2 separate regions of the Homo sapiens genome follow, and region 1 is linked to region 2. A link is a contact called in ENCODE Hi-C or POLR2A ChIA-PET data. All regions are on one chromosome and are shown on one strand. The core of a region is the stretch at or near the end of the contact, and the rest is flanking DNA. Distances in the headings are between cores, read along the strand shown. Region 1 overlaps SEMA5B (semaphorin 5B). Region 2 holds the start of SEMA5B (semaphorin 5B).

The links. A loop is a pair of places that touch in the nucleus more often than their neighbours do. ChIA-PET counts read pairs that join two places held with the same protein, here RNA polymerase II (POLR2A). Pooled maps may share reads with other maps.
Region 1: a loop to region 2 is called in a map of Right ventricle myocardium inferior, with 2.8 times the contacts of the local background. The contact joins the enhancer-like site here to the promoter of SEMA5B in region 2. A Hi-C loop is called at or near these places in 8 of 168 maps with a recorded cell type or tissue (Right ventricle myocardium inferior, ascending aorta, cardiac septum and 4 more), 1 of 37 single-sample maps with no recorded cell type and 10 of 50 pooled maps. POLR2A ChIA-PET finds 5 or more read pairs at or near these places in 5 of 52 experiments (H1, HEK293, HEK293T and 1 more).

What each region holds. Positions count from the first base shown.
Region 1 is chr3:122,981,427-122,984,306 of GRCh38, reverse strand. All of the region lies in intron 1 of SEMA5B (semaphorin 5B), which reads left to right. Among named protein-coding and RNA genes, the nearest start is that of SEMA5B, 45 kb to the left of the region's middle. RefSeq lists an enhancer at 881-1,381. Within about 2 kb of position 1,451, at least 2 of the 41 ENCODE cell types and tissues checked have a DNase peak (open chromatin) inside an H3K27ac peak, as active enhancers do.
Region 2 is chr3:123,026,361-123,029,370 of GRCh38, reverse strand. It overlaps SEMA5B (semaphorin 5B), which reads left to right and starts at 1,608. Exons shown (of 23, transcript NM_001031702.4): 1 at 1,608-1,907. RefSeq lists an enhancer at 497-1,004.

The sequences.
Region 1 (2,880 bases), core at 202-2,701, 45 kb after region 2:
TCATTAGCTGTGGGATTGGGGAGGTGAGGCAGACAGACCTGAGGGGAGAGTTCCCGCTGGACCTTCAGAGCCCGCCTCCAGCTTCCAATCCCTGAGGGATGGCCCTATGGCCCTATGTGAATGAGCCTACAGGGCCACGGCGGGGGGCGGGAGACAGTGAAGGAGAAGAGAAGAAGGAAGGTTACTCGGAGAATTATGGGCAAGCCCGCCATAGCAAAACGTTGTAGGAAGGCAAAGGCGGCCTGATAGCTGTTTATTTCTTTACTCCTCTGCACGTAGGACCAATGATGAAGCGTATGATGAATTTCCTAAGAGCCAAACTCTCGGAATGACCTGCCCTTGCTTCTTTCTCCTTCCTCCTCTTTTCCCTACCCCTTACCCTGTCCCTTACCACTCCCTTTCCCTCTGCTTCCACAGCAGGGGTAAGATAATCACAACACTAACATTAGTGAGCAGTTACTGAATGCCAGGCTCAGGTGAACTGGCCCTGGTCAAGCAGGTCCTGCCCGACTCTTAAATTCAATTTGGTAAACATCAGTAGCCTCCAATCTACCTTTTTTTTTTTTTTTTTTTTTTTTTTTTTTTTTTTTGAGACGAGTCTCGCTCTGTCGCCCAGGCTGGAGTGCAGTGGCGTGATCTTGGTTCACTGCAAGCTCCGCCTCCCGGGTTCACGCCATTCTCCTGCCTCAGCCTCCCGAGTAGCTGGGACTACAGGCGCCAGCTCTTTACATCATCACCCAAGTCAAGTAATAGGACTCTGTCAGCCATTCTAGAAGCTTCTCTGTGCTCCCCCAAAAGTAGCTTGGCTTTCTCGTGTGTCTTTATAGGTTTTTTTTACCACCCCGCCCCGTCCCCGCCCCGCGGATGATTTATTGTGCACAAGGTGAGGCTCCAGCTTCCTGAGCTCAGAACAACCCATAATGCATTGAACCTGCAGGAGAAAAAAATTAAGTTAGACTGCAAAAAGATTGTTCAGGATTTTAGAATACTAGAAATAAGTGACATGAGGACAGAGAAAAAAAATGAAACAAAACCCCCCCAAAAAAATCCTTGAGATGACTTAGATGTACTTCTGGTTGGAGGCAGGGAAATAAAGGAGACGAGCCTTGAAGATCACCCCAATGCCTGGAGCTGCCCCTCAAAATTGACTGGCCACATGCCCCTTGCCTCTTCTGACCAGCAGGAGGTTGAGGAGTGCTGCAGGTGGGGTTGGGGGAATGGACACCAGTGATCACTTCATCCCGCAGCCGCCCTGCCTGGCCAGCTGGGGTCGGCCTGGTGTCTCTAACCCTTCCTTCTGTGATCAGAGGCACGCTCTTCCTCCTGAAGTCTTTAATCCTGCCTCAGCCGGTCGGAGAGAGTGACTCTCGAAAGAGAGAATGACCAGCTGGTGGACAGGCCTGGGAACTGAGCCCACCCCATTCCCGGGTGACCAGGGCAGCCGAACAAATACACTCTGGCCCTAGGCCCGAGGGACATCAGGCAAGGTGCCTGGAGGAAATGGGGCAGTAGAATAAGAGGAGAGTGAATGGTCTCCCTGCTTTTTCTCCATTCAGTGTGTGGTTTCCATGGGACTCTAAGTGTGTTTACAGGCAGCAGACCTGGGGGGTGGGGGGTGGTGCATGAAGGGATCTGGGCTGCATGGCTGCAGGGACTAGAAAGGGAAGACCAGGGTTGGTGGGGAAACAGGAGGAGGGCTGGGGCACTTGAAAAAACCAAATAAAAAGTTGGCTGTTGAATGCTTTTTGCCAACCGTAGTCAATTCTTAATTATCCCCGTAATGGGCGGGAGCGGTGGCAGAAATCATGCAAAGTAGCAAACAATCCCAAACCATTTAAGCTACATGATTTTTTAAAAGAGAGAGAAGATTTCCCTTCCTAATAATGTCTGGCTCAGGCTGATATTAAATGAGGGAAGTATTAACAGTGAGCTCCCCAGGGATCAAGGCTAGAGCCAATCTTATTTAATGTGTTTATGAATTATTTAGCATCCACATTTCCTGATTTTGTGAACCAGTGCTGGGAGGGGGCTGTCAGTCCTCTCAGGAGCCAGAGGAAACCCTCTTCCGGAGACTATGCCCTCACTAGAGGAAATCCTCCACATGGGAAATGAGGAAGGGTTTGGAGGTGTCAGGCCAACCAGCTGCTGCTCATGGGACATGAGAAGTCAAGAGACTCGACCCTCCACCCTTGTCCTACCTGTGGCTAAAAGGAGTGTGGGTCTCTGCTCTAAAGCATTGCATGGCTCCCAACCTCTCTCTAAATTAAGTGCAGCCAAAGCCCTCCACTGTACGGTCCCAGCCTCTGCTCCTGTCACTCCAGCCCTGACTTGAGGCTCACAGCCTGCAGGGGCTGATGACCTGCCATGGTAACATGGCCAAACGCAAAGCACTTGGAATTATACCCAGACTTCCGACTCAGAGACTCCATCCATCCGTGTCACACCAGATCCTGGTTGCCTCCCAAACCCACATCACCTGTTTCTGGAATGAGACCCCCTTCTGCTTCTATCTACTGTCAGGATTCTGTCTATCTCAAGTGCCACCTCCTCTGAGAAGCGGAGAAGCCTTCCCTGCTCCAAAAGTGTTCTTTCTCTGCTCAAAAAACAGTGCCTGTGTGCCTCTCTCATGGCTTGGTTCAAGCTCTGCCTGTGTGACAGCCTCAGTGTTCTTGTCTCATTCTGCCTCCAGCATGCTGCTTTGTCCTCGGTGTGCTGTTCAGGAGTTCGTTGAGAAGAGAATGGGGACCTCCATGGGAAAGAGAGTAGGAAGTGAGTGTAGGAAGTTAGATCTGACTCTCATAGGCCAGACATGCTCTCAGGGATGTAGTGACCTTATTTCCCAATGGGGCCCTACCTGTTGGTTTTCCCAGGAAGCTGTCA
Region 2 (3,010 bases), core at 359-2,858:
TTTGGACTCAATATCCCATGCTGCCTCTTCCAACTTGATTTTTACCCCAGACTGGGCTACCAGACTGGTATGCCCACACATGCCCGTTTCCTTTCTTTTCTTCTCTGCATCTCTGCCTTTGTGTCCAGAGCGTGTTTTCCCTTTGCAAGTTTCTCTCCATTCTGCACATTATGAGTTTCAGCATTTCTGTTGCCCTAGAAAGTCTATCTTTGAGATCTTGCACTGTTTCTCTTTTTACAGTGTCTCATAAACTCCCTTCTTGGATTCAGAACCACCCTTTCTTTCCCATTATCCTGTCAAACTGCTTCTTGCCATGGTCCAGGGGTAGGAGGATGGCAGGCAGGAGGTGCTTCTCTGGGGCTCTTAGTGTCTCAATTCTTCTGCTTTATCTGGGTTTTCCTTTACCCAGAATTTTATTATGTAAAATGCTTCACTCAGACTTTGTTCTAATTATCCAATTTTTGGCATACTCTAGAAAGTCTTTTGATATTTTCCTTCCTCCAACTTATCTATTTTTATTTCATAGTTCTCTTTGGTTATCTCTTAGAATCACACTTTCCTGGTTTTAATTTTTCAAATCCTTTGTCTTTCTCACTCGTTCTTAGGTCACCTTTTTTTACATTTTCAAATATATTTTTTGTTCAGCAGAGGGCTCCCTTCCCATCCCTCTTGCAGCCCGGGCAGCTAGGATTTGAAGCTTGCCCCTTGAATCTTTCTCTCCCGCCTTCTAGCCATCAGAAACACTAGATCACTTAAACTTGTAAACAATTCGGCCTCGCTCCTTGTGATTGCGCTAAACCTTCCGTCCTCAGCTGAGAACGCTCCACCACCTCCCCGGATCGCTCATCTCTTGGCTGCCCTCCCACTGTTCCTGATGTTATTTTACTCCCCGTATCCCCTACTCGTTCTTCACAATTCTGTAGGGTGCGTATTACTAACCCCAGTTTACAGCTGAGGAAACTGAGGCTTGGAGAGGTTCGCTCGGTATCGTACAGTTTGCAAGGTTAACCCTAATCCGGCCAGTTCTGGCTTTCCAGCCCAGCCCAGCAGCCTAGCCTCCCTCTCTGCCGCTGCAGGTTATAACGGCTCTCCCCCGTTTTACACGAGGTCCCTTCCCCTTCAAATCCACAGGCAGGAAGATCGTTCCGAACTGACGGGGCTGGGGAATGTGGGAGTCCGGAGTGGGGTTTGGGGGAGCTTCCTCAGGCCCTGAGTGTTGGGGTGGGCAGGCCGCGCCGATGGCCCTCGGGGATGTCACATTCGAGATGGGGTGACCGAGAACGGCAAGGCGGGATGTGGCAAACGGCGGCAAGTGCTCGGAGTCCTAGGTCTTGCCGCCGGAATGCCGGCCGGGGAAGGGGCTTCGGCCCACCGGGCTGGTCACCACACTCGGCAGGCCCGGGGCGGGAGTCGGCCGAGCAGCCGCGGGATGCAGGGCGCCCCCTCGCGCTCCTCCGCGCGCCTCGAGGCTGGCGGGTGCAGCGCCCGCCGCGGCAGGTCTGCTCCAGCCCCCTCCTCTTTTTCGCTCCCGCTCCCCTCCTTCTCTCCCTTTGCTTGCAACTCCTCCCCCACCGCCCCCTCCCTCCTTCTGCTCCCGCGGTCTCCTCCTCCCTGCTCTCTCCGAGCGCCGGGTCGGGAGCTAGTTGGAGCGCGGGGGTTGGTGCCAGAGCCCAGCTCCGCCGAGCCGGGCGGGTCGGCAGCGCATCCAGCGGCTGCTGGGAGCCCGAGCGCAGCGGGCGCGGGCCCGGGTGGGGACTGCACCGGAGCGCTGAGAGCTGGAGGCCGTTCCTGCGCGGCCGCCCCATTCCCAGACCGGCCGCCAGCCCATCTGGTTAGCTCCCGCCGCTCCGCGCCGCCCGGGAGTCGGGAGCCGCGGGGAACCGGGCACCTGCACCCGCCTCTGGGAGGTGAGTCCCGGGAGCCCCGGGCGCTTCCCCTGCGCGGGTTGGGGCTGCAACTTGCAAACTTCAGCAACTCGGGTGGGTATCGGGGTAGAGAGGTAGGGGTCCGGGCTCTGGCAAGTTGAAGCCAGGTAGGTGAGGCTGCGGGCGGGAGGACAGGGGGTCCCCTGGCTTCCGCGCCTCCCGCTGCCACCTCGGCTTGAGAGCCCTCATCGCTGCTGCGTTCCCGCCGCCAGCCAGCTTGGGTCCGGGTTGCACTGGGCCCTGCCAGGGCTGTGGTCGGCGCATCTGGGCTGCAGCGGCGATGGGGACCCGGGACCCAGGCCTGGAGAAGGAGACGGACGAGTGAGGCTGAGGGACGGAGGGACAGAGGTGCGGAGATGGAGGCTCAGAGAGGGCCGGCTAGTAAACAGCACTGAGGGAGAGTGCGGGCGGCGAGGCGCGTGGGAACGCGTGGCCCGCCCAGAGTGTGAAATCTCCCGCTCAGGGACGTCCCTGCTCCACCGCCGCCGCCTGCGGAGCCGCCGCCCGGATTCTTCCCAGACCCGCCTCCAGGACACTCTTGCCCTGACCAGGCCTGCGGAGCGTGAACTCTGCCCACCAGGCTCCAGGGGCAGTGGCTCAGGGCCCCGCACTCCCGGCTGGGAGGGTGGAGAGGGGTGCGGCAGCTGGAAGCAGGGACGCGAGCGGCGATTTCCCGATTTATGTTTCTCATGGTAATTTGTCTTTGTGGTTGGGGCTGCCCATTCACTTTCCGCTCACGTCCTGCGGGAGATCCAGCGAGGAGGGAGGGAGCGGGGGGCGCTCGGGCACAGAGAGGGATGCAGACGGGAGAGGGGATCGGGGACCCGCGCGGGGCGGGAGCCAAGAGGGAAGTGGTCGCCGGACCGGCGGAGGAAGAAGGCGAGGCTCGAGAAAACCCGGCCCAACGGAGCCGACTCCTTTGCCCACCGCAAACTTTAAACAAGGAGGAGGATCACCTGCAGCGCCGTTCTGGCCCCCTCCTCCCCGCCCCCGCCCCCCACCTCGAGCCCAGTCTTTGGGTAGTTCCGACTGCCCGCCGCGCCAGGCGGGAGTGGGCCGAGAGTCTGGATGGGGAGAGAGGAGCG